2 separate regions of the Mus musculus genome follow, and region 1 is linked to region 2. Evidence: chromatin loops called from intact Hi-C (ENCODE). Cell type or tissue: left cerebral cortex. All regions are shown on one strand. Links, peaks and the distances in the headings refer to the core of each region. The heading gives the core; the rest is flanking DNA.

The links. Peaks named below come from ENCODE experiments on the same cell type or tissue, not always from the same donor. Only the 100,000 strongest peaks of a DNase experiment are listed, where the experiment ranks them.
Region 1: it touches region 2 in a loop (3-fold over the local background); 5 of 42 quality-filtered maps call a loop at or near these places.

What each region holds. Positions count from the first base shown.
Region 1 is chr7:55,801,681-55,813,272 of GRCm38, forward strand. It overlaps Tubgcp5 (tubulin, gamma complex associated protein 5), which reads left to right. Exons shown (of 23, transcript NM_146190.3): 7 at 2,901-3,015; 8 at 3,615-3,704; 9 at 4,373-4,466; 10 at 4,903-5,149; 11 at 6,831-7,033. Among named protein-coding and RNA genes, the nearest start is that of Tubgcp5, 13 kb to the left of the region's middle. In left cerebral cortex, for the core only: no CTCF peak of the experiment used is centred there; no DNase peak of the experiment used is centred there.
Region 2 is chr7:55,903,143-55,914,734 of GRCm38, forward strand. It overlaps Cyfip1 (cytoplasmic FMR1 interacting protein 1), which reads left to right. Exons shown (of 31, transcript NM_011370.3): 19 at 1,047-1,123; 20 at 1,232-1,340; 21 at 4,177-4,296; 22 at 5,223-5,422; 23 at 10,298-10,385. It also overlaps the pseudogene Gm17907. Among named protein-coding and RNA genes, the nearest start is that of Nipa2, 54 kb to the right of the region's middle. In left cerebral cortex, for the core only: CTCF peaks have their summits at 2,497 (motif pointing right) and 6,441; DNase peaks (open chromatin) are centred at 6,628 and 8,421; H3K27ac peaks cover 774 bases.

The DNA of each region.
Region 1 (11,592 bases), core at 1,724-9,723, 100 kb before region 2:
TGCAAACATTTAGCCTATTGGTATGTTAAATTACATAACTGGCATTTATATGTAAATCTTGTTTGCTTACCTTTCCTTAGATCTGCTAAGATCTGTCCATATTAGCGTGGGAACGTCTCTTCCTTAGTTCTTAAACTGTCTGAAGTTTGCAGTTTGTATTTCCAACACACTTTCCCTTGATGATAGGCCCCAAGTTACCTCTTCTCCCCAAGTTCCCAGCTCCATCTGCTCTTGTGTGAGAATTCGGCTTTGATATTAAGTTCCTGCCTCCATAATCTCCTAAGTATTCAATTAGGTCTAGGGAATTGTCTGTTTGCACTTAGCTGACAACTTGTTTTTTAAAGACTTCACATAGTTGTTGACTTGATTCTTCTGTGTATTCCTTGATAATTGCCATCATTTACTTGTTCCAGTGGAGTTTGGGTTGTTTCTAGACAGGGTCTCTTTGAGTCCCTTCTCTTCCCTCTGACTCCCGAGTGCTGTGATTATAGAAGTGTACCATCATGCCCCACGTCATTTGGTTTTGTATCTATTGCCTTCTCTGCTACATTTCTTTGCTGATGTTAGTTCTCAAGTTAAACATTTTGCAGATAGCTTTAATCATCTTGCTTAAATCAAAAATAATCTCTGTTCCTCATATTTTTCAATCAAACCAGTGAATTTTAGCCACTGAAGAAGTGGCTGAGCACTTAAGAGAGCATGCTGCTCTCCCAGGACCAGGGATCGGTTCTCAGCTTCCAGGTGAGCTGCTCAGAACCGCCTGTAATCCAACTCCATGGGATCCAGCATCCTCTTCTAACTTCTCCGCGCACTGCAGGCATACGCATACATTCACACACTCGCAAACTGTTACATAAAGAAACATTTAAAATCTTTAAACAAAACAATTTTTCAGGTGGTCAATGTTTGGTCTTGAAATTTTTGCTTAAAACCAACATTTTCCTGTATTTTTGTGAGGGCTTGTTTTATTATTGTTGCATTTGGGGAGGATTTATTTTCCTTTTTTTTAGGGTATTAAAATAATTGTATCTTTTACCCCTTTTCTTTCTCCAAGCCCTCTCAAATGCCTCCTCCTTTTGTTCTCTTTTAAATTCATGGCTTTTTTGTTATCTCATACTTGAATACAAACTACTTAGACTAAATGCTAATTTGTATGTATGTTTTCAGGGCTGACCATTTACATTTGGTATTGGACCACCAATTGGTGTGTTCTGTCCTGAGGAAGGCTCCCCCGTCCCCAAGCTCTCCGCATTCCTTGGTGGCTTGTAGTTCTTTGTGTAGGGTTGAGATCTCATGAACTTTCTCAGATGCACATTAACTTGTCTGTTGTTGTTGACCTTGTTCAGGTTATGTTCAGGCAGCCATGTTGGTGAGACTTTCTGAGGGGATTTACTGACATTCCTAGGATGCAGAACCGCAAAGCAAACTCCCTGTTTTTCTACAGTCTTTCTGCTTCCTCTTCTGCAGTGGTCTCTGAGCCTTAGATGCAGGAGTCTTGAAGATGCATCAGTTGGGACCGGGCTCTACAAATCTGCATTTTGGTTGGATGTCTTTTTCTATAGTTGTCTTCATCCGTTGCAAAGAGAGTTTTCCTTAATGAGAGATGAAGACTACACTTTCCTGACTAGACTCTGGATAGGATCACATTTGAATCATTAGATGTCTCCAGAGTCTGCTTTTTATATACCATGAGACTAAAGACTAGCAACATCATTGTTTGATGGTTTTATCTTGATTATGCATCAGGTTCTCCTTTGTACTTTATTACAGATCTTCTGCCACTTTAGTGTTTGTCTACCCAGGGACAGACTTGGTGTTTTGTAGCTTGTGGTTTTCTGTCTTAATGTAGAGAATACATATTCTATCCTTCACTGCTTTTCAAAATTGCCTTATCTCTTTGTGAACCTGTACTCTATGGACATTTTAGAAGCAGTGAGACAAATAATTCCAGCTGGATTTTTAGTTAGGGTTTTAGAAAATGTATAGATTTAACTTGGGGAAGCTGACAATACCTCCATTTTTCTCTAATCATCTTATATTCTGTTAGACTTTTCTTGGAAGTAAACATACTCTGCCACTGAGCCACCCCATCCTCTTAAGATTTGTGAGGTCTTTATTGGCCATGTTCTCTTTTATATTCTCAAGTATTCATCTAGTGCTTTCTGTGTCTCTTAGCAATTTTTTTGTTTTGTTTTTTGCTTTTTGTTTTTGTTTTTGTTTTTTTGAGACAGGGTTTCTCTGTGTAGCCCTGGCTGTCCTGGAACTCACTCTGTAGACTAGGCTGGCCTCGAACTCAGAAATCCACCTGCCTCTGCCTCCCAAGTGCTGGGATTAAAGGCCTGTGCCACAATGCCCGGCCCGCCTGTTAGCATTTTTTATTGTTGTGGATCTTGAGCAATTTGTTTTACTTTGATTACGTAGGTATAGAAGAACACTGTTGGTTTCTGTGGTTTGTCTGTGTTGGACATTCTTGGTGAATCTTCCTTGTAAATTTGGTAGTTTGTTGGGTTTTTGGGGGCTTTTTAATTTGTGGGCAGTAACAGTTTTATCCCCTCCTAATTCTTTTGGGTTTTCAAGACAAGGGTTCTCTGTGTAGTCTTGGCTACCCTAGAACTAACTAGACTAGACTTGGCGTAAACTCAGAGATCTGCTTCTGCCTCTCGAGTGCTGGCATTAAAGGCATGCACTGCACCACCTGGTCCTTCTAATTCTTAAACCTTCTATCTTTGTGACAACATGAGTAAATCTAGATCAGCCTTCTCACAGACTACACTGTGGCCATGGGAGAGCCCTCATAGACAGAGTTTCATCCCTAGGGAGCTACACTTTTGGTCAGGAGGAGGTGAAAGTACCTAGTCACTGTAAAAATTGATTGATATGTATTCCACTTTTTGTGGCAGATGAGCCAGATAGCCGGAGCTGGCTGGAACAGCATGTAGTTCATCAGTACTGGACAACCAGGCGCTTCCGAATTCCACACAGTGCACATCTGCACTCCAATTTAGCTGCTGTCTGGTAAGCTAAACTTCTTGTTTAATATAATGACAGAACAAACTTTGATGGTTAAAAATACAACTTTGATTTGTGATTTAAATCAAGTCTGGAATTGTAAACTTGTTAGTTTTAAACAAGTGTAGTGGAATGTATGCAAGAGTGCACATAACATCATGGTGGTAATGAATTGAAGGTCTCAGACACATTAGACAGCACTGTTTTGCTGACCTAAGTCTTACCTCCCTTGAGTAATTTCTAATTAATTTTAATATCATGAAATTACTAACGGTACTATGTTTATCTTCATTTTAAGTAGATTGGTGTATGCTAGCCTGTATCTAATTTCCATTTGAGTGCACTTACTATAAAATTACACTAATTTTTTTAAAAAAATTGCATAGTTTTAAGCAGTTGATTGAATGACAAAACACAATTGTAATTGCTCTGAACATGCTTCACTAAAAAGATTCCAGTGAATCTGAAAAACGAATATAGAGTGAACTTAAGGCATTTATTGTGTTTATTTGTTCATTGCTGAGTATAAAGTTGCATATAGTCATTGAGACGAGTAATTTTACTTAAAACTTTTCTGTTGACCTTTGATGTTTGCTCTTTAATAGGGATCAACACCTGTACAGCAGTGACCCTCTGTACGTGCCAGATGACAGGGTGGTGGTTACTGAGACACAGGTCATTCGGGAGACCCTGTGGTAAGATGCATCAGCCTGGGAGGCTGTACTAGTGACAAGTAAAATTGTTTTCTTCTGTGTTTAAGGCATAGACTCAAGATGTTCATTCTACTTGGAGGCTAGCAACAGGCCTTAGGGATGAATTTCAGACTTTAGGTTTCACTGTGAAGCATGTGTAATTTTGATAAATTCTTTCCCGTTTTAAATAATTTGGGATCGAGTTAGACCATCATTTTTGAATATCTGAATTTAAAGCAAGGTTTGCTGTTGACTCTTTCACTTGAAATGTGTCTGTGAGAGTTGTCTATGCTTGTACCCAACACTGTGAGTCTACTGCAGCCTCTGATGAGGTCTAGATGGTACTAATATTCGATCAAGATTCTTACAGTTTTAAACATGCAGGGGTATCTTTGTATCTTAAGGAATTTAGCGGCTGTGTCTTTCTGTGTGTGTGTCTGTCTGTGTGTCTCGGGGCGGGGGTGGTGGGGTGATTGAACTTATAAATGATGGTGAGATAAATATCTTGAGTCTTAATCCTGTGAAGTTTGACACTCTTCCCATTTTCGTGCAATTGACCCATTTTGCCCCCCAATTCTGAATTTTCAAAATAAAATTCTCAACTATACTTTAATGATTATTTTAGTAGACTTCAAGCATATTGATCTTGATCTTTTTTTATTTCATTTCAGGTTACTTTCAGGGGTGAAAAAGATGTTTATATTTCAGTTGATAGATGGGAAGGTAACTGTGAGAAACAATATTATTGTAACTCACTTGACACATGTAAGTATCTGTTGTTGCTTAAAAATTAAATTTAAAATTAAGCAGTCTTTTAAATGGTGGTGATATGCCTTTAGGGCATTTTACATTATCAAATTTATTGAATAAATTTTAAAGCTCTACAAAGCAAAATTAAGTTGTGCTTACTGGGCTTAGCCAATTCTTAAATATTTGTGACATTTAATTTTTATTTAATTTTTTTTCTTATATTCTATATCGAGAAAGCTGGATACTGTAATGATTTTTTTTTCTGTACTTTATGTGTGTTTTTAAAAAGTATAAGCCGTAATTCTGTAGTGTGTATGAACTGATTGTTCACTGTTTCTTTTAAATATGAACTAAACTCATTATGTTCCTTTGTCATGTATCACACAGTTTCTTTACAATTGAACCTGTGTAGAAGGCAGCTTTGAATACTTACACTTGACTTGTGTTATAGAGCTGTTTACGATCTGTGCTGGAACAAATAGCAGCGTATGGCCAGGTTGTGTTTCGGCTCCAGGAGTTCATTGATGAAGTCATGGGGCACAGCTCTGAAAGTCTACCACCGGGAAATGGCCCCATACCTAAGAAGCAACCTGACGCTCCCTTTAGAACCTACCAGGCCTTCATGTGGGCCCTCTACAAATACTTCATTAACTTCAAGGAAGAGCTTACAGACATTGAGAAGTGTGTTATCAGTAGTGGTAGGTCATCTTCTTCTTTTTTATTAATTCATAAAGCCACCTAACTCACTTGGAATATTTTTAAAGTTATTCAGTTATTGATAAAACATTTAAAAATTACATGGCAAATAAGTAATTCTTATAAATATATTCATTTTTAAAGTGATTTTAGGCCTGGAGAGATAGCACAACAGATAAAGACACTTGCCACCCAGCCTTACAGCCTGAGTTTAATCTGCAGGACTAGCATAATAGAGGGGAAAACCAGTTCTTTCAAGTTTTCCTCTACCTCCACATGTGCACTGTGGCACACACACATCTACCTCCCCCCGGCCCCAATACACACATGCATGTGCGCGCGCACACACAAATACGTAAATGAAATAAAAATGTTAAATAATTTTGAAGCTACCTTACATTTTATTTTTAAGACATTTGTCTCTAAAAACCCAAAATTACTGAAGAGCTTACAGTGATCATTTTTCTTGTTCCAGTTCCCCTGCCAGACAGGCAGCTTCTGCACATGCTTTTAGAGAGAGCTCCCTCGTTCCCTTCTACAGAAAACTGTTTGTTCATACCACACCCCAGTTCTCCGTGCTGGACACTGGGACTGCGCCCACTCTACGGTTGGCAGGACCTGCAGTGGTTACCTCTTAGACATTGCAGCAGTTACACACATGCACAGTGGAGCTGATACATCAAAGACTTTATGTAATAACATGTGACTTTTGCTAGATTTTTCTTTATTTCTCTACAAGAAAATATAGGGAAGTTTATACTCTTGCCGGCAGGGTCTTGTTATATATTACTAAACTTTTGTTCTTTACAAATATGACAGGTGTAAAATGTTCAACGAGTATGTGGTTTTTTTTTGTTTTTCCACCTGTAATTTTCTGTTTTGTTAATTAATTTTGTTTAATTAAGGACAGAGTAGCACAAAGAGTGCCCATGTTTGCTTGTCTCCATAATTATAACATAGAGTCAGCTAGGAGACTGCCATGTCACTGCGGCGCATTAGCCGGACTACAGGTCCAGCAGTGGGGGCGGCATAGCGCCCTTGCAGTCTGCCACTTTAGCACATGTATAGAACTGTACAGTGCCTTGATGTTCAGGGTAAGGAGCTGTGTCAGTGCCATCTGAGAACTTGGTTGAGCCACCTCTTTGTAGCTTTACCGTGTGTAGCTTTAGTTTATGTTCTTTACATGAAGTTCAGTGCCCTTTGTAATAACATTAAAGACCATTTGTCTTTCTTTTCTGATTTATGTCTTCCCATATACATTATTTTTGTCTGAGTTACCTTTTTCTCTCTGACTTATGGAAATTCCTTCTTTAAGGAAGATATGATATTAAAGATAATGGTATTAAGATATGATATTAAGGGGCTGGAGAGATTGCTCAGAGTTTAAGAGCATTGGCTGCTCTTCCAGAGGTCTTGAGTTCAATTCCCAGCAACTGCATGGTGGCTCATAACCATCTATGAGATCTGGTGCCCTCTTCTGATCTACAGGCATCCATACAGGCAAACCACTGCATACATAATAAATAAATCTTTAAAAAACAAGAGAAGATATTAAAACTTACCACCCTCCATCTGGCTGTGCCTTTCCATATGTCAAAGAAAAGGCATTATTAGCATCAGTATTATATGTTGGTCACAGATGTCTTTTCTTGCTATTCAGTTTGATTTGTTGATACTTAACAGATACAACCATAACACTTGCAATAGTGGTGAACAAGTTGGCACCTCGATTGGCGCAGCTAAAGGTCCTGGACAAAGTGTTTAGTACTGGAGTGGCAGAAGTTCCACCTGATACTCGCAATGTCGTCCGGGCATCTCACCTGCTTAACACCCTGTACAAGGCCATTCTTGAATATGACAATGTTGGCGAAGCCTCTGAACAAACAGTATGTTGGACTTTTGGGTGAACTAAAGTGCATGATGAAAAGATAGAACCTGTATAATTCCTTGTTAAATGATGTTTAACTCATGGTATGTCAGGCAGTTGTTCAAAGTTCCACAGCTTCCAAATGTATGGCTGGCTTACCAGCTTTAATTACCAGAAGAGCCAGGAGGATGAAGCAAAAGGAAAGCAAGAAGTGAAAAATACCTATGTGACTTATACAGATAATCATTTTAAAAAACAAAACAAGACTTTACATAAAACACAGCCAGGAATGGTGGTGCACACCTTTAACCCCTGTACTCAGGAGGCAGTAGTAGGCAGGTCTCTTGGGTTGAAGGCCAGCCTGGTCTGTATGAGAAAGTATAGCCCATGTAGAAAGGGCTACATAGTGAGACCCTTTTTAAAAAGGAAAGAGATCACAAGTCTATGACCTGGAGTGTCTAAAGTGGTCACAGTGTGTAACAGACTTGTACGAGCTAGGGGTGGGACATTTTCAGTATAAATGTATTTAATGCTCTGAACTTACATATTAAGTGGCTAAGATAGTTGTGAACATGTGAAGTCAGAGGCTGAGGGAAGAGGGCATGAGTCTGAGGTGTTGCTAGGCTGCATGGGAAGACCTATCAAACACAAGAGACTAGGCTGAATTGTGTTAGAAGAACAAATCCAGTTAGAGGCTGCTTGGTAAGGTACTGCTTTGTTCCAGTGGCTGGTGGGACTCTTGTCTTCTTTCCATTTAAATGTTGAAGTTCAGAACATAGACGGATTTGACTTTTTTCATTTATGCAGTATTTATCCTATTAGTAGCCAAAGGAGAATAAAATAATTCTCTCATTCTTTCTTGCTTATTTGGGAGTAGAGGTGGGAACGCATGTGCCACAGCATGCCTGTGGAGGTCGGAGGACTTGAAGAACTTGGTAGGATCAAAGTCAGGTTATCAGGTTAACAGGCTTGGCAGCACTATCTCCACTAAGCCAAGTAGCCAGCCCCATTTTCTCATTCTTGGTTGACATCTTACAATGGTACTGTGTAGCCAGTGCAGCCATATGCCTCTGCCTTGGCTGTGTCAGGTTCAAAATCTGATCTTCATTCAAGGAGATGTCTTAGTTTGCATTTGCTTTCAGTTGCTGATAAATACATTGACCAAAAGCAACTAGAGGAAAAAGGGGATTATTTGGCTTAAACTTAAACACTTGAACTTACAAGTCCATCATTGAGGGAAACTAAAGTAGGAATTTAAGGCAGGAACCTAACGGCACGAACTGAAACAGACAGCATGGAGGAATGCTGCTTGATGTCTTATTCTTTGTAGCTTGCTCAGCTTACTTTATTAAACAACCTAAGGCCACATGCCTAGGGTGACACCACCCAGAGGGACTGGAACCTTCCACATCAATCATTAGTCAAGAAAATGTCCCACAGACTTGCTTATGGGCAATCTGATGGAAGCCTCTTCTTAAGTGAGGTTCCCTCTTCCTGATGACCCTAGCTGTGTCAACTTGACAAAAGCCAACCAGCACAGTTGACCCCTTATCTATTTGACACACAAGTATGTCAGTATTAAGCCATAACCTCGGCTTTCTTGTTTATCTCTAAGATCTTATCCTAACAACACAAAAGAGTATAACTTCAAAAATTCAGTCTCTTTAAAACATAAAGTGTCTCTAAAATCCACAATCTAACTATCAAGTCCTCCTGTATGCGCAAAATAAGTTACATCTTACTCTGAGAGGGAGGAATCAGGGCACCCGCATAGTATGAGCAAAGCAAAATCAAACTCTTTTTTTTATTTAATTTTATTTGTAATTCATTTTTTACACTTCATATTCCATTCCCTGCCCCTCCCCATCCACCTGCTTCACATCCCACACCTCCTCCCCACCCCACCTGATCTCTAAACTCCCTGGGGCCTCCAGGCTCTGAGGGTTAGGTGCTTCATCTCTGAATGAACACAGACCTGGAAGTCCTCTACTGTATGTGTGTTAGGGGCCTCATATCAGCTGGTGATTGCTGTCTGTTTGGTGGTCCAGTGTTTGAGAGATCTCGGGGGTCCAGATTAATTGAGACTGCTGGTCCTCCTACAGGGTCGCCCTCCTCTTCACCTTCTTTCAGCCTTCCCTAATTCAGTAACAGGGGTCAGCTGCTTCTGTCCATTGGTTGGGTACAACTATCTGCCTCTGACTCTTTCAGCTGCTTGTTGGGGCTTTCGGAGGGCAATCATGATAGATCCCTTTTTGTGAGCATTTCATAGCTTCAGTAATAGTGTCAGACCTTGGGACCATCCTTGAACTGGATCCCTCTTTGGGCCTGTCTCTGAAACTCTTAATAGTATAATCTGGGATCCAGTTACAATTTTGGGGGCTCCAAAGAGCTTAGGCATCTCTGCCTCTTGGGTTTTGCCATTTAAAGCACATAGCTCACCTTATAAGTTCAGGTGAGCTTCAGTTCACAGATGTTACTGTGCTTAGCAGTTATCCCCGTGTTCTGGAGTCTCTAATGCAGGAGTTCCTACAGGTTGCACTTTCCCCAGTAGCCTCCTGGCTTCCCTATAGGGAGTCTGGTTCTGCCAAAAAGTGTCAAGCCTCCACCTCTCTCCATGACCCAGTCAAATCCTGGGTCTCCACTGCAACTGAGACTACTCTTACCAATGGCCCCTCCTTGCTTCTTATGGTACAAGCCTCAGCTACTCTCCATTTTGTCCTCATGCCTTTAAAACCAGTACCACAGGAGAGACACTTACACATGACCAAGTTTGTCAAAAGCCAGATCTATATCCAGGTATACTGAGGAAGGCAAGATGTGGCATCAGCAATTGGGGTCGGTGCTGATAGTAACTGGCTCCTGCACCCCTGCATGCCACCCGCTCCCCAACCCCACCCCAAATCCTGAAGGGGATTTATAGTACTACCACTAATAGTGCTGACCATAGCAAAACTTAAGTATCGGGCCAGGCTTCTCGTCCATTCTTAACTCTTAGTGGCCAGTGAGAAAGAACAGGATAGAGAGAAAGTCGTGCATATTCTCTCTCTCTCTCTCTCTCTCTCTCTCTCTCTCTCTCTCTCTCTCTCTCTCTGTGTGTGTGTGTGTGTGTGTGTGTGTGTTGTACCCAACTACTCGTGAATTTTACAAGTGTACACATGCATACATGCAAACACATTTACATACATACATACATACATACATACATACATACATACATATAGCAGAATCCCAACAACCACACTTTTTTTTTTCTTTTCTTTTCCGAGATGGTTTCTCTGTGTAGCCCTGGCTGTCCTGGAACTCACTCTGTATACCAGGCTGGTCTCGAACTCAGAAATCCGCATGCCTCTGCCTCCCAAGAGCTGGGATTAAAGGTGTGCACCACCATGCCTGGCATCCAACAACCACACTTTTTTTTTTCTATCTCTCAGCATTTTTATAACTTCTTAGACAAAAGTTCTTTTTAAAAAATTACCTCACAGAGAGAATGTTACACAAAAGGGAGTTACAGAAGGGTGTTGATAATAAGTTGAAAGCAGTGTTTATTTCTACAGGCTCATCGTAATCCAAAACAGTTTCACATGGCCTTGCTTTATCGTAGTGCAAACGTGTAGCCTCATCCTTGGGCCTGACCTAGAATGAATATTTTCCTGCGTCACAAATTTGCCCCAGGCCTGTTTGTCTTCTTGGTGCACTTCATAAAAGCACATTTTACTCACTATGCAGCCTTTGCTTACTGCCTTATGAGGAAGAGGCCCTTTCTAGTCTCGATTCTACCTTTATTACATCTCTTTGGCAGAACAAAACCATGTCCTTAAACTTTCTTCCTAAAATTATTTGAATCAAATCAGGAATTCTAGAAAGTCATTAATAGATCTATACAGCATTATTATATGAAACACATCTTGATTATTGATCTGCAGGAAATCTGCCCAATAGGGTGAGCTGCTCATTAGGCTGTGTTATAATGGCAGGAGCCGTCTCACCAGCCCCCCTCAGTGACTTTCATAGCAAAGTTCCAAAGTCCTTGCACAGTCTTCCCCAAAACAGCGCAGTCAGGTGGCGCACACCCATAGTCTGCTCTCTGGTACACAAAACAGCGCAGTCAGGTCATGCACACCCATAGTCTGCTCTCTGGTACAGTTCCTGCCTTAGATCGCTTTCTCTTGCTGTGAAAACAGCAGCATTGAAGGACACTTGGAGGGAAAGGTCTGACTTATACATCCATGTTATATAGTTCATCATCCAAGGAGTCCAGGGCAGAAAGTCAAGGCAGGAGCAGAGCAGAGCAGAGCAGAGGCAGGAGCTCCTCATGGCTCGCTCAGGTTTCTTTTTACAACACAGGACCAACTGCCTAAGAATGGTACTACCACCATTAATAGGCTGGGCCTCCACATCAGTCATTAATCCAGAAAATACCCCACAGCATCGCCTGCAGGCCAGTCTGAGGAACACATTTTCTCAGCTGAGGTCCCCTCTTTCCAGATGACTCTAGCTTGTGTCGAGCTAACAAAAAACAAATCAGTGCAGGAGGGCTCTCGTACAAATGAAGAATGTTATATTTATCCCTATTTAGAC
Region 2 (11,592 bases), core at 1,712-9,711:
CAAACTCTGCCTGGGCAGAGGCAGACCACTGTGTGTCTGTCAAGCAGGTTCTTCTAGAAGCAGTAGGCCTGAAAACTGCCAAAGTAGAAATACCCCTGGGAGTAGCACTCATATTCTGAACAACCGAGGAAAGAGCAACCTTCCTGCCTGCCACAGCCGCCATCTTCAGTATATAATCAGTTTATTGGCATATTCAGGGCAGGTTGCGCTGGATTTCACAAGGATCATTTTCTCAAGTAGATCATGTACTTTGAACATAGTACGTAGCATATCTTCAACTTTGAACTCATCCTCTTCAGCTACATAGGTGCTGTGACAGAAATGTGCTTCCTACCGTGCCTGGCCTTTTCTCAGTGGTGTTCCCATCTAATTTTCTATGCTGGCATGGTGGTCATCCCTGGTCACAGCACACTTTATATGCTCTGTTGGACAGTAAGATCATCTCTACTTTCTTTTCTAATAAGGACCTCAAGCCAGGTAGTGGTGTACATGCCTTTAATCTCAGCACATGAGAGGCAGAAGGAAGCGGATCTCTTGAGTTCAAGGCCAGCCTGGTCTACAGAGCAAGTTTCAAGACTGCCAGGGCCGGGTGAGGTGGCGCACGCCTTTTATCCCAGCACTCAGGAGGCAGAGGCAGGCGGATTTCTGAGTTCGAGGCCAGCCTGGTCTACAGAGTGAGTTCCAGGACAGCCAGGGCTACACAGAGAAACCCTGTCTCGAAAAACCAAAAAAAAAAAAAAAAAAGACTGCCAGGGTTACACAGAGAAATCGAGCCTTGAAAAACCAAAACGAGAGCCCCACCTTGTGTTGAAGCAGGAGTTTGAAGCTAGGAATAGTGGCACATAATTAATGCCTGTAATCCAAGGATCCAAAAAGCTGAGTCTAGTGGACCTTGAGTTCAATGTTCACTTGTGACATATAATGAATCAAAGCTTGCTTAAAACAACAGCAAAATAAGCAAGGAAAAGCAGAAACATTTGTTTTTGAGTTGTGATTTGATCCTGGTTTCAGGAGTTGAGATCTAACATGGGTTTGCTTTTTGCCAGGTGAATCTGTGTTTTGACCAATTTGTTTATAAACTAGCAGACCAGATATTTGCATATTACAAGGTTATGGCAGGAAGGTAAGTGTCTCGTTTGTGATTCCCATGCAGAATCTTGGATAATTTGGTTTGAGATTTCTGTTAAAATGAACAGTGTATGACAAATGTCCTGCCTTTCTTCTGCACCAGTTTGCTTCTTGACAAAAGGTTACGGTCAGAATGCAAAAATCAGGGAGCCACGATCCACCTCCCCCCATCTAACCGCTATGAGACGCTGTTGAAGCAAAGGCACGTGCAGGTGAGCTGAGGGACTCTGCTGAAGTGGGGCTTGGAAATGATTGGTTTGCCTTAGAGCTAGCCAGATTCTGACAGGTATTGTTGCATGTGAATGTCATAACAAAGTATTAAGGTGTTTTGTGGTTTTCCTTCCATAACCACTTCTCTCTGAGATCTCAGGGTTGCCCAAGCTAGTCTTTTTTTTTTTTTTTTTTTTCTTAAAGGCTTTTCTATTGCTGCATAGAGAAGAAAACATTTATTTAGGGCTTATGCTTTCAGAGGGTTAGATTTTATGACCATCAGGGCAGGGAATGTGGCAGTTTTGCATGATACTGGAGTAGTAGCTGAGAGCCCACATCTGATGGCACAGCCACTAGGCAGAGGTAAAACTCTGGAAATGACATAGGTCTTTAGAAACCTCACCTCAGAGCCTTTCCCCCAATGATACACTTCTTCTAACAAAGCTATGCACAGTCCTTCTCAAACACTTCCACCAACTGGGGACCAAGTATTTAATCTTGTGAACCTGGGGCTATCATCATTCAAACTACCGCAGATTATAATATACTTACATCAATTCCCTCTTCCAAGTCCTCTTTCCAAAGCCTCCCAAATACTTGCTCTTTCAAATTCAAGTTCATTTCCTTTTTCTTTACTCTCTCTTTCTCTCTCTTTAAATATATAATAAATTTTGTATTTTTCAGGGCTAACCGTTTGGTACTGGATAGCCAATTTTTGTGTTCTTCCCTGGGAAGACGATTTCTTCCGTTCTCAGCCTTTCTTAGTTGTGTAGGGGTCAGGCCTCCCTCATAAGCGTTCCCCTTTTCATGTTAGCTTATCTATTTGTGTCATCCCTGTTCAGGTCACATTTAGGCAGCCATGTTGATGAGACTTTGTGGGTATGCTTCTCTGACATTTATAGGAGACACAATCTCACTGCAAACTCTCTGTTCTTTTATAATCATTATGACTACTTTTCCACAATCCTGAGCCTTAGTGCAGGAATTATGTTATAGATATATCATTTGGGACTAAGCTCTATAACTCTGTGTTCTGATTGGTTCTGTTTTTCTGTAATGGTCTCTTGTCTGTTGCAAAGAGAAGTTTTCTCTCTCTTTAAAGATTCATTTATTTATTTTATGTATGAGTGTTCTATCTGCATGTACGTTTGCATGCCAGAAGAGGGCATCAGATCACATTATAGATGGTTGTGAGCCACCTTGTGGTCGCTGGGAATTGAACTCAGGATCTCTGGAAGAGCAGACAATGCTCTTTAACCACCAAGGTATCTCTCCAGCCCTGAGACATTTTCTTGACAAGGGGTGAGAACTGCACTTACCTGTGAGAATTTAGTTAGGGAATATATGAGTTTAATAAAAACTGGCAGTTACAGGTTTTCCTCTGAGATCCATGACTTCATTAGTTCTGGGTAGTTGGCTAGGTTTCCAGTACCTGGCATAATTCCCCTCCTGTTGAGTGGGTCTTAAGTCCAATGAGTTAGCTGCTGGTTACTGCCAAGGTTTGTGTGCCACTATTGTACCCTTAGGTCTTATGCCATGGTTTTGGTCGTTGTGACTCATAAGTTAATGTTAGGTGAGACTTTCGGGTGCCTCCTCCTTGGGACACTTGTATGGCATCTTCTGGTTCTATGGAAGTTAGTTCTTAGGGAGGAAGGCTTTGAGTCAAGTACTTTGGGACTTGTGGTTGAAGTGCATGATGTCTTCAGCAATAGGGACTTAGCTCCCGCCTCTGCTTAGGAGGTTTTGGGAGTCGCTTGTACAACCCTGACAAACAGCTTTAAAGAGGGCTTCTTATGTGCCCAAGGCTCAGCTTACACTACTGGGCTTCCCACCTTAGCTTGAAATGTTAGGTTTATACTTATACTGTGTATAAGAAGGTTACATTTTATATTGGACAACCCTTAACTACATGGGTGAAATTGCAGCTCTCTGAACCCTCATTGGCTTCTAAGAAACAGGTCCAGTCTGGGAGAGTTGCTCCTTCTCCAAGAGCCCCGCATTCAGACCTTTACATGAATAAAGATCACACGCGGAGCATTAATAAGCACACCACAGAGATACTTGTGCATCTATGTTCACTGAAGCATTATTCAAATAGCCAAGGTATAGAACTAGCCTGTCAACTGACGGGTGAATTAAGAAAACAAAAGTGGTATCTATATAAAATAGAAATTTATTGACCTGAGAATAAGAATGAAATCTACAGGGAAAAAGAAGTGGGAATCACCATATAAGCTAAATAAGGCAGACTCAAGAAGACGAACCAGGCATCTTTTCTCCCATATTCAGAATTTATATTTTCTATGTGTGTGTATCACTAAAACAGCAAATAGTGATGTACTAAATAGTACCTTGCTCCATTGCAGACTCTGAATACAGTAGTAGGCCCGGTATCGTCTGGCTTGAGGCTCAATGGTAGAGTCCAGCATCTCTGTAGACTTGGCTACCAGCTTAAACATCACTTGTGTGTATTCATGTGAGTGAATGCACACACATGTTCTCACATACACACACAGAATTTTTTGTATTTTCTTTTGATATAGATGTCTTGGGTGTTTTATGTTGCTGCTTGTTTGTTTTTGTTGTTTTTAAAAATCTTTGTGTTTCCTTTTTGTAAAAAAAAATATTTCTTTATATGTTTTTGGTGAGGGCTTGTGGAGTGTATGTGGAGATCAGAGGACATCTTTCATGAGTCTCTTATTTCTTCCTATTATTTGGGTCCCAGAGATTGAAATAAGGAGGTCAGGCTTGGCGATCGCGCCTTTCCCTACTGATGCGTCCCACCAGGCCTTGTGCTTATTCTTTCCCTTGCTATCCCTTGCCTTCTCTCTCCTCTAGCTGCTCGGGAGATCCATTGATCTCAACCGTCTGATTACACAGCGCGTTTCAGCAGCCATGTACAAATCTCTAGAACTGGCAATTGGACGGTTTGAAAGTGAAGATTTAACATCAGTAGTCGTAAGTACTAGAACTATTTTTTCCCTTTCTATTGATAAGTTAAATTAATCGTAGGTCAGTTCTTGAGTAGGCAATAAAAGATGGGAACTGACTGAACATGTCAAGTATCATATGACTGCCTAGTCTTAGTATTTGTAATTTACATTAACTTAAAAGAGAAAATAATCCTGATCTTAAATAAATTACACCCACTGAGGACAAAGATAAAATCTACAGACTCCACTTTAGAGAAGAATGAAATGAAGAGACTGAAAGGAAGAATTTATATATATTATTATAAAAGTTTGTGTTAGATGATTTTGTCCCAACTATAGGCTAAGCAACTGGCCTAAGTAATGATAATATTGCAAAGGCTAAGTATAGTAAATTCACTTATCACCTACTGATATCTCTGCTTACAATTACTTTATCATGATATATCTCCATTGTAAGTCAAGGAATATATATATATATATACACACACACACACACACACACACACAGAGTATATTACTTGGGTTTGTCTATATGGAGTTTATTACTTGGGAAAACTGACCCAAAGTGTCCAACACCAGTTGGGTTATATACAGGTGGGGGGGACAGAGCTTAGGACTTAGATAGTACATTGACAGGTGTTAGGTAGTGATTTGTCCAAATTGCCTTTGCCCAAGTAGGTGGTGGCTTGTGGGCAGTAGTGGATGTGTGAAAGTGACCATAGAGGAGAAAAGACCAGAGCCCAGTGGCTATGACTATAGAAGGAGGAGCTTAAGTTGAGTACCAAACTCTGGCCACCTACAAAAGTCCAATTTCATGTGGTTATGGCCCACATCTTGGTGGCCACCTCATTGCAACCTTCCACTGTCTGTATCCCCCCATGTACTAGTCCTCCTAGGAACTTTCCTGGATGGCCCACCTCATCTCACATCCTTGTCTCTATGATCCTGTAGGAGCTAGATGGACTCTTAGAAATCAACCGTATGACACACAAGCTGTTGAGCAGGTACCTCACACTGGACAGCTTTGATGCCATGTTCCGGGAAGCCAACCACAACGTGTCTGCACCTTATGGAAGAATTACCCTCCACGTCTTCTGGGAGCTAAACTATGACTTCTTGCCCAACTACTGCTATAATGGCTCTACCAACCGGTAAGCATGGCCTTAGTATCACAGACATGTTTGGACACTCCAGTACAGGTGCATCTACAGCGGGTGATCTTCTGCCGTGACTTTCCAGACTTCCCCCTTTAACTCTATCCCTCCTTTTTCCTCTGTGATTTCTCATGTTCTGGTCTCTCAGGCCTTCCTGCTTTCTTCTATTTACAAGGATAGCCCTGGGCCAGGACTTGGCCAGATGGTCATCACTTTTCATGTAGAAATAGACCACTGGTGAAAGACTGGCTGTTGAGGTGGGAGAGCCAGGACTGTGCCAGCTCACTTAGTTGTGCCTGTAGACAGGATCTCATGTGCGTTGGAATGGCTGCTGGAACTGTACTGCCTACTTTTAGTCTCCCTTCGTGGCAGGTGATTCTGCTTCCATGTTTCTATCTGAAGTGTTGAGGATCATGAGAGTGTAGGAATGCCTTCCTTCCCACTTACCTTCTTCCTGTTGTATCAATGGGAATAAAGCAGTCAGTTTGGTGGTAGAACGGTTGTTTCATATTTCATACACCGGTTGGCAGAATGGAATTTCCCTGCGACCAGTGTGTTCTCTTTGTGTGAAGATTACCAGGAAGAGGATATTCTCTTAAGATGATAGGTCTACCACTGGTCAAGTTGACTTCTGAGTCTGATGCAGGTCATTGCTCCGAAGTTTCTCCACTTTGCAGTTACCACTTTTCTGTTTAGATTTTGTAGGTAACTCAACTGAGACTACTTAATAGTCATACTTTGTAGGTATCTAACCCACTAGTTTCAGCATCTGTGACAAATGCTTATTTGTCCTTTGGTGGTTGAAGAGTGAGTTTCTAATTCCTTCATTCCTTTGCAAATATTAATGAGCATTGTCCAAGTTAACATTCTTTTCTTTGTTGATGATTATAAGTATAATCAGGGATTCCACCTTAGAGTTTGTGTCTTCAGTTGATTTCTGTAATCAGCACCATGAGCACCTATCATTACAATGGTGTATGTGTATCCCCACTGTTTTATAAGTACCACTTTATCTTCTGTACCACAAGATGGAGTGTGTGGGTAGTTGGTGTGCTCACTGGTACTAGGATGTCACTGTTGTAGAGCCTTTAGGTGGTAACACTAGGGAGTATTTATATGCTCACTGCTTTAGCTTTCTATGGCTGCTGTTAAATGGAGAAGTGTTTTCTTACAGTCCAAAACAGTGTGTCAGCAAGCTACACTTCCCTTTTAGACTCTGGGTGGAATCTCTGCTTGACTCTCGCTAGCTCATGTAGCAACTGTTCCTGACACTCCATGGTTTGTAGCAGTATCATGCCAGGACTTGCACTTACCATGAAACTATCTCCTTCTGAATCTCTTTCTCTGACCCTTATTTTCTTCTTGTAAGGACAATGGCCATATAGATCAGGGGCCTTACTCTCAGCTCCTGATCTTATCACCAAGTCCATGAGTAATGGCCCTATTTCTACCTTCTGTGCTATGGAAAAGGAGTTTGAAAATATCTTTTGGATGGCCCCATTTTAACTTGTAGTATTTATGTATACTTGTATTTTATTCCTATACAGTTATCTATATCTTAAAACTGAGTACATTCTGGTATCTCCGGTTGCAATTCAGTACCACCATATTCATTTGAATCATCACTCTGTGTTTTTGAACTTCCTTAAACACGGAAAAGATCCCTTCTCTTATTATGGTGACTTGTCCAGTTAATTACACGAAAGGCAAAATACTTTAAGAATTGCTGATTCTGACTGCTGTAAAACAAACTTTCCCTCTATAGTTCAGTATTTGTTTTTGGTATCTTGGCTTTAGATGAAAAGTATATAGGTACTAATGGGTTAAAGTTACCTTACAGGAAGAGGAGCAGAGTCTATTTATTCCTTTTCTTTAAATAAGAGGACAACTGGACAAAACACACAGGTCATTTGCTCTGCATAAAGGAAACAAGAGAAATGTCTCCTGGCTGTCCTAGCTTCCTGTCTAGAAGCACATTCTGAGCAAAGTCCAGAGAAGGTCAGTCAGGGTAGAGCTTGGGAATCCTGCTGCAGGACGAAACACAGTAGAGCTTGGGGAAGCTCAGACAGCTGGGATGTGTAGAGTCAAATGTGGAAGAGGTGGCACTCTCACAAAAGCAGCTCTTGAAACCAGCATGAGCTCTGTGGTGCTAGGGAGCTGGAGTCTGAGTAATTCACAGAGCTCGTAGCAAGATGGATCATTTGCTGTCCTTTTCAGCACTTGATAGAATCTGTAAAGTCTCTTGCCTTAGTCTAAATTCTAAACTACTGCCTGCTTTGCCTTCCCATAAAAGTACCATAAACAAATCATTAAACGTTTACTTGATATGCAGATAAACTTTGCTGCTCGCTGCCTCAAAATCAACACTCTAAAAGAAAACAGAACCCAATAAGAAGATATTACAGTGTCCGCACCCAATCTGGAATTAGCCCAGTATCAGAAAAAGGTGACCTATAATGAAGGGAAAAATCAGGTCATAAAACACAGGCAGAGATGACAGTGCCAAGTATGGTCAGAAGATAAGAGTGTTAGCCATTTAATTATCCGTAAAGATTTAAGAAAGTCAAACATAACAGAGATAATGATTTTATAGAAGAGAATGGACTGAATTAATACTGTAAACACAGAATCAGAAGTGAAAACTCCATTTGCTTAGCTAAATGTTAGATTCTATTTTGCAGAAAGCCACTGAATTCAAAATTGTTACAGCGGGAAATATCTGATGCAAAGCTGGGAGGGAAAAAATTGCTGAACAAAATGAGAATGGCCTCTGTGAACTGTGGCATGATGTCACATGTCCTTATAGTTGTAATTCTAGTAAGAGCTTATCGCTGGAGTGGAAAGAATATTGAAGTTAATAGTGGCAAATTTGCAAGTTTAGTCAAAACAGTGTAGCTGTAACTGAGGAAACTCACCGAGCTTATCGAGTCAGACGTGGAAGGGAACTGCTGGCTCAGCTCAAAACGGGGCAATGAAGTGCTGAGACTTGACTTTCAAGTTAGTGTGCAGCTACAGCTGTGGGGGTTGGTGCTGAACAATTTCCCTATTCAGGGATTTTGACAACCCCGATGAACTCTAGTACCCGAGGGCATAGTATTTCACAAGACTGCCGTCATTTTAGTACTAGTGATTAGTGATTCAGGTCCTGAGGTCCACCATTCACTGACCAGCTGGCTGAATTCAGGAAAAATCTCTGCCCAGGTAGTAGATTTTCATGAGATTCCTAGTGGTAGTGACTGGGCTGCTTTCCGTCCTGGAGATGTGTTACCTTCCTAGTACTGAAGCATCTGATATGGACAGGAAGATTTGTGCCAGCAGAGGCCAAGTGGTTCTTATCACGTGACCAGGCTCACTAAAACACCAGCAACTGCCCTCCCACATCGTCCTCTGCTGTCACCCAGCCTACATCCTCACTCTCTGGTCACGTCATACGGTTGGTCTTTCTCTCATGCCAGTCTTATTCTGAGGGTTTCTCTTTAGCGTAGACCCAGGTGTGATCCAAGAGGCCATCAGTGAGCATTGTGTATGCCGGGTGCATCCACTACACTTCTATTGCTGTGATAAAGCATCGTGGCCAAGGCAGCTTAATAAAAAAAGGGGTTGTCTGGGCTTAAACTTTCAGAGGGTTAAGAGTCCATCACCTTCATGGTGGAAAAGCATGCCAGCAGGCAGGCATGGCAGCTGGAGCAGCAAGATGAGGACTTGCATCTTGAGATATGAAACAGACTTTGAAACATCAAAGCCCCACCCCAGTACCTACCCTGATGGCGCCATTGACTGGGGACCAAAGGTTCAAATGCCTGAGGGTATGTGGGACTTTTCTGATATCACCATGCCGCAGCGTGGATACATACTATCCTTTTGAAAGATGACATACAGAGGTTTTTGCTTTGTTTTGTTTTGTTTTTCCCGAATACAAATTGAGAAGATTTGCAGCCCACTGTTACTAGGGTCTGACACCTACCGGTCAGTAGGCGAGAATCTGGCCCCTTAACCGCATTCTCTCTGTGAAACCCTTGGCCTGGCAGGTTCCTGGCCTCTCGGATGCACTTGCTTTCTCTGCTAACTATTGAAAGGTGCTTCCTTTTTAATTTGCTGTACTACAATGTGAGTTCACCAAGCTCACAGGCGTATATTATCCGCAAACCTGTGTGTGTGTTATTTTACATGTGTGAACATTTACCTGCATGTTTGTGTGGGTGTTACATGTGTGCCTAGGGCATGTAGGATCAGAAGAGGACTTTGGTCCCTTGAAACCAAAGTTCCAGACGATTGTGAGCTATCAGGGAACTGAACCCAGCCTTCTGAAAGAGCAGCCAGTGCTCTTAACTGCTGCGCCATCTCTCCAGCCCTGTGTTTCAACAGGAATTTGAAAGTTTTTGCTTGAAATTTAATGTCGTTTTCTAGATGCAGTCTTGACTGAATTGGGTTAAACATATTTTACTTGGCTTCTTCATAGTCCAAAACTAGTGCTCTAAGTACCCAGGATGTCACCACTCATGTTGTAGACTCCTGTCTTCCCCTGTTTCTGGTACATCCCAAAGCCAAGAATGTGTTCATTATAGGTATCAAGTACTGTATTACATTCAAGATAGTTTTGATGCTAGTAGGCCTTTGTGAACTAGAAGATGTGTTTATAGGTAGAAGGACAACAGAGGTTCCTACTCTGGCTTGGATTTACTATTATTTATGGCATTTTAGAGAATTTATATATATTTAATTCTGGGGGGTTTGATTTACTAGAATTTTCCTATTTGATGTTACCAGTTAACAATGAGAAAGATTTACAATACATAATAAAACTTTTGGAGCTAAAGAATTTGCTATTAAATTTGGTTTTCCTTATTTTCTCTTGTATGCTTTCTCCCTTAGGTTTGTTCGGACAGTATTACCATTTTCTCAGGAATTTCAAAGAGACAAACAGCCTAACGCACAGCCCCAGTATTTGCATGGATCCAAGGTAGGTTGTTTTCTGTTTATGTCACCATCGACGTCTATTGCCGTGGTAAGCCCCTGACCACAATCATGAAGGGAAAGTGTTTATTTCAGTTCACATTTGTCGTCCGTCCTGAAGGGAAATCAGCAAGAAACTGGAGGCAGGAGCTGAAGGAAAGGACAGAAACATGCTTACTGACTCGCTCATCTGCCTCCTTATCGCTCCCAGGTCTACCTGCTCAGGGGTGGCACTGTCCCCCCTGGACTGGACCCTCCCACACTGACCTTTAACCACAGAACACCCCACAGACTTGCTTCTTAGCTGAGTTTCCCTTCCCAGATAACTCTAGGCTTTGTCAAGTTGATAAAAAACTGAGAAAGAAAGGTATTCCTTTTTAGTCCTTGAAGAAACTGGGGTGATTTTTAAAAGTTAGTTGTTTTAACTTAGCAGACAAATACTAGTTGGTTATAGCATTTTCATGCATAGGTGTCATTATACTTTGTTCTGATGTGTGCAAAACTTATCTGGGGCTGGCTATAAAGAGAAAAATTCATACACACATACATGTGCGCGCGCACAAATTCTTGATTGCTGGATGAAAGGAATTTAGACAAGCTCCAGTGACTTCACACAGACCGACAGACAGACTATTGGATGGATGAGGAAAGCATTAACAAGCAGGCCCCAAGCATTTTATATACACATAGACACACGTGTTGGTATATGGAGCAGACTCCAACAAACTGACTCCAACAACTTTCTTTTCTCCCTAGCCTTTTGTACCCCCTAAGGCAGTTTCTGTGTAAGAAGAAAATCATCTCATAGACACTAGTTACGTATATCCTTAACACAATCACCACAAAAACACACTCTTCAAAAAACAGATTAAAAGCTAGGCATCGTGGCGCACGCCTTTAATCCCAGCACTTGGGAGGCAGAGGCAGGTGGATTTCTGAGTTCCAGGACAGCCAGGGCTATACAGAGAAACCCTGTCTCGAAAAACCAAAAAAACAAAAACAAAAACAAATTAAAATCATTATCCAAAAAGAAATTATAATAGGATTATTGACTGTATTCTTTTGAAAGTTACACCTAACTAAACATTTCCCATCTATCTTTCTCTCCCCAAGTTGAATGTAACTCAAAGCAATAATTCTTTTGTCATCGAGTAGCAGGTTTTTTCCTATGCTTAGCTGACAATTTGTATTTACCAAGAAACAAATCATCTGTT